Linked DNA regions of Homo sapiens: region 1 is linked to region 2. A link is a contact called in ENCODE Hi-C data. All regions are on one chromosome and are shown on one strand. Each heading gives the region's core, a stretch centred on a gene start or an enhancer-like site at or near the end of the contact. The rest is flanking DNA. Distances are from core to core; before and after follow the strand shown. Region 1 overlaps EYA4 (EYA transcriptional coactivator and phosphatase 4). Region 2 has its middle 130 kb from the start of LINC00326.

Region 1 (4,314 bases), core at 1,125-3,624, 410 kb before region 2:
AAATAGTCCCAACACAGCAAAGCTTCCCTCAGTCGTCTTTAACAAAACAAATGCTGTTATTATTTTGACAATTCTCCCACATCTCAACCCTCTGATGCAGCAAAACAGCAATTTACACTTCTTCTTCTTGAGAAAGACACAAAGATATATTTAAATAATTTAAACCAAAGCATACCAAAGCCTTCCACATCAAGGTTTTAAATCAAAGTATGTGCTCAGTACACATCTAAAGGAAGGTAAACCTCACTAAACACTACAGGATTCTTTAAAAAGTTAAAATTAAACTTGATCTTACTATTATGGTTTCAGGAAAAAATAGTTCCATAAATGGAGGGAAACACTCATTCTCTTAAAAATATGACATATCTATCAAGATGACTACATCTCAAATCTAATGAAAAGTTCAAATTCAGCACAAATTTCAAAACAAATTATGCAGAAAAAAGCCTTTCATTTAAATAGTTGGTATTAGTTTTTTAAAATCCTGCAGTAGCATGTACTATTAGGGGAAAACAAAGTTGACTGTTAAAAGTTTTGTAGTGAAATGTAATCTATTATCACTTATCACGTTACCTGCATTTCTCCCAACATTAACATAATGTAATTTGAATAGCTGAATTTTATAAAGTAAACAAAGACGAAGTGTGTTTCACACTTTAGCCATAAACAGATCAGGGATTTTCTCTAATTGATTGGCTTGCTCAGTTCCTATGTACAAGTTTCTTCTATCATCCTTGTACTAAAAAACTGTGAAAAATCTAAACAACCTATTTTAACAAGAAAAATATTTTTCTCTGAGATAGAACTGCCTACACTTAAATGTGTGACTGCCCATGGAACATAATAATAATGATAACGCTTCAACCAAAAGCTAAATGCAACTTACCTCATTCAAAACCCCAAAACCTGAAATTTATTCCAGCTGTATTTGGAAGTCAGTTCTGTAGTGCGTGTGTGTGAAGTTCAGCAGCCAATAAATTCCAGTCTCCATTGTCAGTAGAATGAAACTGTGTCGAGGTTTACAGAATGCTCTGAGAGGTTTATAGTCTCTAACCAACACCCAGGTAGCCTTAAAAGCACCTTGCTCTGGCGTGAACCTTCGGGCTCCAGGAGCAGTGCAGTTATGTAGGTTAAATAGGAGGAGACCTGGATAGTAAACACTCCTGGTTCCGACCAATGGCTTTCCACGCCCTTCTGTTTATAGTAAGATGACTTGATGTCAGAGGTCACCCTCATCAGCAGCTCCTGTCTTTCAGTGAAATCTAACGTAGGGCATTATCTGGAGGTGCTTTTAATGAAGCCACATCTCCTGACTCCTAGACTCTAGCAACCTGCTGTCATGGTGATACATTCATAACCCATTGTTGTAAACCACTCAGAATTAAATCCCTGCATTAAATTTTCAAAAAGCAAATTTTACTTTAAATTTCTTTAAAGCAAAACATTTCTGTAGGAGAAACACTTTATGGCAAGTTAATATCAATAAGGATGGTATTCATTTAAAGTTCCCTACCAACATTTTACATTTTTGTTTGTTCTCGTTTTTTTGGATAAGACAAGGTATGTAAGATTTCACTTTCATTATTACTTCACTCTAAAAAGTACAGGGCTCTCTTCTAGTTTTAGGTACACATGTATGTCAACAAAATGGAAAGATAATTACAGACATTTTTATTTAATTTATTTTGTATATATTTTCATCTGAGGTAGACTGAAGGGATGAACACAATTATAAATGCTCACACAGATGTTAACATTTTATGTAATATATTTTATAAAATAAAGTCTTTTATGTTTACGAAAGAGAGGGATATATTAATTTCTAATGAAATGAAAATGAAACAAGAATAGATAAATTCAAGAGATAAGGATAATGTGAGTAATCTTAATGATTAGATAATAAAATCAGATAATAATGCTATTATCTGATATTAACATTCCCTTTTATTCTAATAGCTTATGAAAAATAATTATTTTCTTTAAAGAAAACAGTATCTTCCAACTCATCTCTCATCCCTTCAAAAATGTCTTAACAGATCTTAAAAGAAAGATTAAACTCATTTCATAAGTTCTTCAGACAGTATTTCAGTGTAGCATTTCCTGTCTCTAATTTGTTTATCTAACACTGAGTTTATTTCTTTTTTTCTCATAATCTTTACAGTTTGGCTCTAAATGATACAGTGACGTACAGGAAAAGAGTAAATACTGCATCTGAGTAATTTGTAGCACAAGTATTTACTGAAGTCATTTTCATTTTCAAGGGAGGATTGAATGAAGAATCATTTACCTATTTCAGGTTTGGACAGCACACAGACGCCCCAATGGCTTTAGGAACTGAAGACGGCGCTGTCTCCCTACTAGTGTCAGCTGCTTCTGCTGCGAAACTGGGTGAGTGTGTGCATTCCACCTGCAGCACATGGTCAGCCCAGGTTTTGATGCCACTATGATATTTATATGACAGAGAGCTGCCTGACTTCATCAAAGTTCACAAAGCATGTGGATTATTTTAGAGCGCCAGAGATCCCATTTTGACAGACGCAATTCTTTGTTCCTAGTATGGTTAGGATCACTAAAAATAATGTCTTTGCAGCCAAATACTTTCAAGCAGTTGGAGCCTGTTGAGTATTGTGGTATAAATTATATTTTTAAAGTTCAACTGAATATGCTTTTTTAAATGGCTACTTTCTTAAGGGACTGTAAGTCATTCAATATTTTCAAAATGCTTATGAGCTCAAGAAACACTCACTGAAGCAAAATATATGTCTGTTCCTGTTACAATAGAGGCCCAGTGAACCTTGCCTAAAACTCTGGGAGAATAAGTTCTTCATGCATTAAAGAAGCCTGGGTGGATTGTAATTTTCTTCCCTAATCTTAAAGCGGGGCGAGGTAGGAACAACAAACAAAGTGTGGTGAAGACTTTATAAATATAAACGTGAAAACAAATGTCATTTGCAGTTTCAATTTTTAAAGAGTACAAATAACTATAATTTTTCTGATGAGAAATATAATCTTTATCTCAGCTTACACCAGGACACCAAAGTGTTCCTAGAAACAGAGAAATGGTATCCCTTTACTTTGTACCATTATAACCAAGTGGGAAAATTGCATAGATGATTTTTAATAACATTTTATAAACAGAGATGTCTAGGATGCCCTTCTGGTTCCAGCATACTGCCACCAATTAATTATGTGACCTGGGAACAAACATAGAGGTTTCCATCTCAGAGTGCCAGTATTTATTTTTGAATATGAACCACACATTCTGAAAGACTCCATCTTCCATATATATTTTATTTAACAATAACGGTTTTCATTACCCCATGTTTAAAACCAAGCACATAGCAATCATTCAATGCTGCTAATTATTATGACATCCTGTAGGTACGAATTATTAATAGTTAATAAGATAGCCAAAATCAAAGGAACTGGATATTCTTAAAAACCAGTACAGCCTTACTATGGGTAAATTCTTAATTTCCCTTGTTTTAAAATGTTGAAAATGGCACCCTGACCTCCAAAACCTCTATACAGTGCTTTTGAGTCCATCAATCTATGAGAGTCAGCCACACATTCTGATAAAAGTGAAGCTATTATGAACTATTGACAGCTGATATATTAAATAGCAGTGACTTTCCCATTGTCAGTACTACACTGGTATTTGTTGGATGCATGAATATCCTTCAAAGTAATATGCGAATCAAGATTTAGTCAGTAATGACACCTGTTAAGTTTGGTAGAAGTCTTGCCACATATATACGTATTTTTAAAATCAAGAAAATAAATTAATTACTGCAGTTTCATGGGGTGCATCCTTTACATTTACTTTGTCTACTCCCTCTCCATAACTCTTAGCACAAGGAAGCTGCTTACATACTTCCTTTCTTCGTGTCTTCTACTCTTCTCAGCATGAGTACACATAAGTAGGCAGCAAGAATCACAAAAAGTCTGAGATTTTACCCTGCTTGTAAGCTAACACAGTAGCCTCAGTTGCACGGATATAGGAAGAAGACCCAAGGATCCAGGTTATGGGGGCACTTGGTGAGCAGTTTAGTAAGACTACTTGTCTAGTAATCTATCAAGCACCCTTCATCTCCAAAGCTGTGAAATACCTCCAGGTTCTTTTACAGCATTTCTTGCCACTTTTCATTACTGGCAAACTAACTAAAAGAACTTCCTGAATGATTCCAAGAAATGACATTTGACATTAAGAGATAAAACAGAGCCAACATGGGAGAACAAAGAAAAAAACAAAAGCATAGTCATGTAATTCTGATAACTACTGGCAAGCATTAGAGAACGAAGAAAAACAATGTA
Region 2 (4,419 bases), core at 565-3,064:
GAAGGCTAACTGTGGGGACTGGTAGGAGCCCAGGTGCTGTTTACAAGGGAAAAAAGCAATCCAGAATCTCATTTTTCCATTTTAGCTTTTAACTCATCGCATCTTAGAGGCTTAGATAAGCATGTTGATTTTAAAAAGCAGCTGTATTAATCAGATGCTAATAAAGCATCTAGCTTTCTTTAGGTTGAAGGATTTTGCGAATGACCAGGACTTCTGTTTCTATTATTGTGAGAAAATAGACCAAGAAAAGAGGAAGTATTTAGGTATTTAGTGGAAACCAAATGCTTCCTGTGCACTTGACTAATTTAAAACTCCCAGAAAATATTGGATAATGTGTACCCTGACATTTCCTAGGTATAGATTAAAGCAATAAAAAAATATTAAAAGGTTACTGAGCTTTTTCCTACCCCTTTCCTTCAATTTAAAAATCATTTACAAAGGAAGCTCTGAAAGTCAGAAGTTAGATTTAAAAAAAAAGGGAGAGAGAGAAAGTAGGTTCTTAATGTTATGGAATGACAGGTAAATATATTTTAACTATTGTGAGTCCTTATAATCCCTCAAATCACGATCATCTACAGGTAAGTTATTAATTAGATTATATTTGCCCTAATTGCATCAGTTCTACTGCTTTTGTTTACAATTATCGTCTTGCTGCGACTTTGGAAGTGTATTGAAACTTTGTAAAAAAAAATTGTCTTTGATTTACTGTAAAAGCATCTACAACATTTTTAATTTAAATGATTTCAAATGCCAAAAGTTTTGACTATGCAAAGAAACTAAGTAAATACAGTATAAAGAAAGAGGAAAAAACCCACAAAACTTTAATTATTCTAAATTACGTTAATTTAGTTTGATATGATTATAACAACTATAACTATTTCCAGGTAGGGCTAAAAGAAAAAAAAAAAGTCATAGGAAAGAGAAAAGTGAATATTCCCTAAAGGAGAAAAACATTTCTTTGCCATGTTTACTTGACTCCTTCTGGCAAAAGGCTGTTAACAGTTGTACCACACGGTTCAACCAGAGCTTGTTTCCAGAAAAAAAATATATATAATTGCATCTCAGAGATTTGGTTTGGAAAATCTGCTTTTGTTTCCAATGCCTTGTCTCTTTTCAACCACGTTTATAAGCATTTTCCAAGGTCTTTACGAGCACTTTGCCTGCCTCTCCACGCTCCTAAATATCACCCTCTCCTCCTTATGGCCAGCCACGTTTTCAGCCTTGGCCAAGGAATAAAACATTGGTTCACCTCAAAGGCTGCCATTAAATTTACCTCATTTATTGACCAGCAGGAGGTGCACCACCCTACTGAGGTCAGCCTTAGCTACAATGCTGCAGAGCCTATTGGCACCCCAGACTGCTACCCTGTTAAATGACTGGCGGGCCCCCTGGGCCAGGTAAATCCTACTGTTGACATATTGGTGGCAATGCCCTTGGAACACCTTTGATCCATTAGTATACTCTCTCCATTCAAGGGTGTATTTTACTGTGTGTTGACTAAAAGCAACCAGGTATAGAGGAGTGAAGGAAACAAAGTGAGCTCCTACTGGAAGAATAAGCCATTTATACTTCTCTGCAGTAGATATCAGGTCTACTAGGACATCAAGTTTAAGGCAAATAAAGCCTTGAGAATTCCACTCTTTGGATAGAACCACCATGGGGCCTCTGCTGCCCTTGAGGTGGTCAGTAGTAAACTGCCTACGAACGTGCAAGCTCACTAAAAGCCATGCTTTCACTGCTGAATGGCCCTTTGGCATGGATTTCTTTGCTTTTCCTCATCATCGCTTTGTCATTCTGTAAAAATGTGAGCTCTGTCAGCACAATGACTATTTAAAACAACCTTGAGTACTTGAATACACTGTTACATAGTAATAGTGCCTGCAGTATCTGCTTGTATTTTTTAAGAGGCTGATAAAAGATCATATTCAATATAAGGGGGCGGGGGGTTTCCTTCTCTTGATGCAATTAAGTACATAAAAATGTGCCAGATGGGAAACGCTAGATATCTGAATAATCATTTTATTCATAGACCGTCAAATGGCATCAGGCAATAATCCCTTAAATGTTCCCACTTTAAACCCTGCAAACACGCCACTCTCAGTCCTGACCTGGAGTGACCAGGTTAGATGGTCAGGGCTCTCAAATCCGAATGCTGATTCAGGCCTTCTTTCTCTGCTGCCAATAATAGTTCGTCTAGGTGCCAAATTTAGTGGTGGTTTCTTATGATGCGGATACCTGTCCAGCAGGAATTGGACTGCGACCACAAGCCATTTTCCTTAAGCCACAGAATAACTGTCAGATGGTAACTGCTGATAGTCACTGCTCGCCAGGCTCAGCAGTTTCCAAGTAAAAGACTTTTGAGCCCCCTATTAATCCCACAATTAAACAAATTTTGTCATTATGTAGAAATTCCCTGGGGTGAAAATTCAATGTTCGATCTTCAATTATTTCAAAACAAAACAAAACAAAAAACAAAACAAACAGAGCAACAACAACAAATTCCCTTCTTTTCTCCCCCATGGCTTGGTCCTTTTCCTCTTACTCTTGTGTTAATGATTTTCCGTTAAGCCACATCAAATTCTGTTGGGCATCAGTGAGAATTAAAGTTTTTCAAATTTCAAGTTTTATTCATGCATCGCATTCTTCTGAGAGCGAAAAGTATTTTTGAAATCTTTCTTGTACAGGTTCTGTCTTGTGTAGGCAGAGTATAATTTTTCTCTCATTTTGTAGAAGAGGGATCCAAGATACCCTCTCTGGAGTAGTACCATGCTAAGCAGAAGGTCATACTAGTAGTAAAGTGCCAAAACAAGAAAGCAAACAAAATCAGAAAGACATTGCATTGCTACTAATCATTTTATGGGATGCTGAGACCTCTATATGTACTTGTATTCTTGAGTTGAGTCCAGCAGACTTGGACAATGTGTTTCAGGTTAAGTGTTAACATGAACAGACAGAAGTTTACTCTGGGTAAGGCTGACTTCCTGAAGTAAATTTCCTAGAAACCCCATATTGTACCAATTTCTGTTTCATTTCCCATAAATGAATAGCAAGCATTGTCATGTATGCTAATACCTAAAAAAAAAGTGTTCCTGAAGCTGCAAAGTAGCATAAGTTCTTAATAGTTAAAACGTTTCAAATAAATATGTAAATATAATTTGTGTATGTATATGCATGCATGTGTGTATGAAGTGTGTATGTGTGTGTGAGTGTGAGTATGAAGGAAAACAGTAAAATATGTTTGTAACTGGAACGATTCACATTTGGACTCTGAAGTCTAAAGCACAGTCAGTGAGGAAAGTAAACAGTACATTAAGCTTCCCCAAAATGCGAAGGAAGACTGTTAACCATTTAGAAGCTACTGTACTTTCCTTTGACTGAAATTGGCAGTCTTTCTTGAAATAAAAAAGCGTCACTATTTTTTATTAGAATAAGCTTGAATCTTCATGACATTTTATCTCAGAAGCAAATGCATAATTGTAAAATTTCTGTATGTAAAGCACCCTGTCTTCCTGACCTTGTAGAATTTCGGAACTGAGGGGCCTTGGGCTTCATGCAGGCTCACTCATTCATCTTACAACAGAAGACTGTGAGGCCCAGATGTGTGGAGAGAACTCTCCAAAATTCCATAGCTTGGGTCAAGACCCTTCAGGTGACAGTGGACTTCAGCCTCTCCACTCTTCCCTCACTGGCTAACTATTTCAACAACATCATAAATGCTAAGATGTTGAGATTTCTCTGTCCCTGTATAACACCCATCTGGCCTCTTTTCTTGCATCTTCCCTGCAGAAAACCCCAATTTTAAAAAATTATGAACAAGCCCACTGGCTCCATATATTCCTAGCTTGTTCCCCAAACTGCTGACTATAATTAATGTCTACTAATACTAAAATTGTCTTAAGCATAGACACCCACAAAAAGTTCTTCAAAGTTCTAAACCATATAATATACATTTTACCTGCCAACACTGGAGTAATGAAACAGGGAAACAGACTGAGTTACCATAGGCCAAACTAGAGAATACATTTCAAGTGTCCTGAAAGTTTGAAGACTAAGAATGGGCTCCAAATGCCCTCTCTTCATCCTCCTCTAGCACACCAAGAGTGTCTTGGAAATCAGTCTGATTTAGAATGAAAAACACAACCAGTTTCTGATAATCATTTCAATTGCTAAGTTTCCTTGGACACATTTTCAAAGTACTTGAATGGAGCCCCACATGCAAATTATCTTCCCTGAAAAGAAAGCCTTTGCCGGCAAGCAAGCTGGCTGTTGAGTTTTTGTGGCAATGGCATAGAGACACAAGGTATTTTTAACATTCTTGTTTTGTTCTTGTCTCAACTGACACTAGTAATTTGAGAGATGTTGAGGGTGTTACTGAATATAAATTTGAAGAAAAATAACTCTTCCATCTATATTATTAGA

What was found. A loop is a pair of places that touch in the nucleus more often than their neighbours do. Pooled maps may share reads with other maps.
Region 1: a map of HepG2 shows a loop between it and region 2 (18-fold over the local background). The contact joins two enhancer-like sites. A Hi-C loop is called at or near these places in 5 of 168 maps with a recorded cell type or tissue (HepG2, cardiac septum, gastrocnemius medialis and 2 more) and 11 of 50 pooled maps.

Annotation. Positions count from the first base shown.
Region 1 is chr6:133,366,856-133,371,169 of GRCh38, reverse strand. The region is part of intron 2 of EYA4 (EYA transcriptional coactivator and phosphatase 4); the gene reads right to left. Among named protein-coding and RNA genes, the nearest start is that of EYA4-AS2, 88 kb to the left of the region's middle. Within about 2 kb of position 2,374, at least 2 of the 41 ENCODE cell types and tissues checked have a DNase peak (open chromatin) inside an H3K27ac peak, as active enhancers do.
Region 2 is chr6:132,958,691-132,963,109 of GRCh38, reverse strand. No RefSeq gene overlaps it. Among named protein-coding and RNA genes, the nearest start is that of LINC00326, 130 kb to the left of the region's middle. Within about 2 kb of position 1,814, at least 2 of the 41 ENCODE cell types and tissues checked have a DNase peak (open chromatin) inside an H3K27ac peak, as active enhancers do.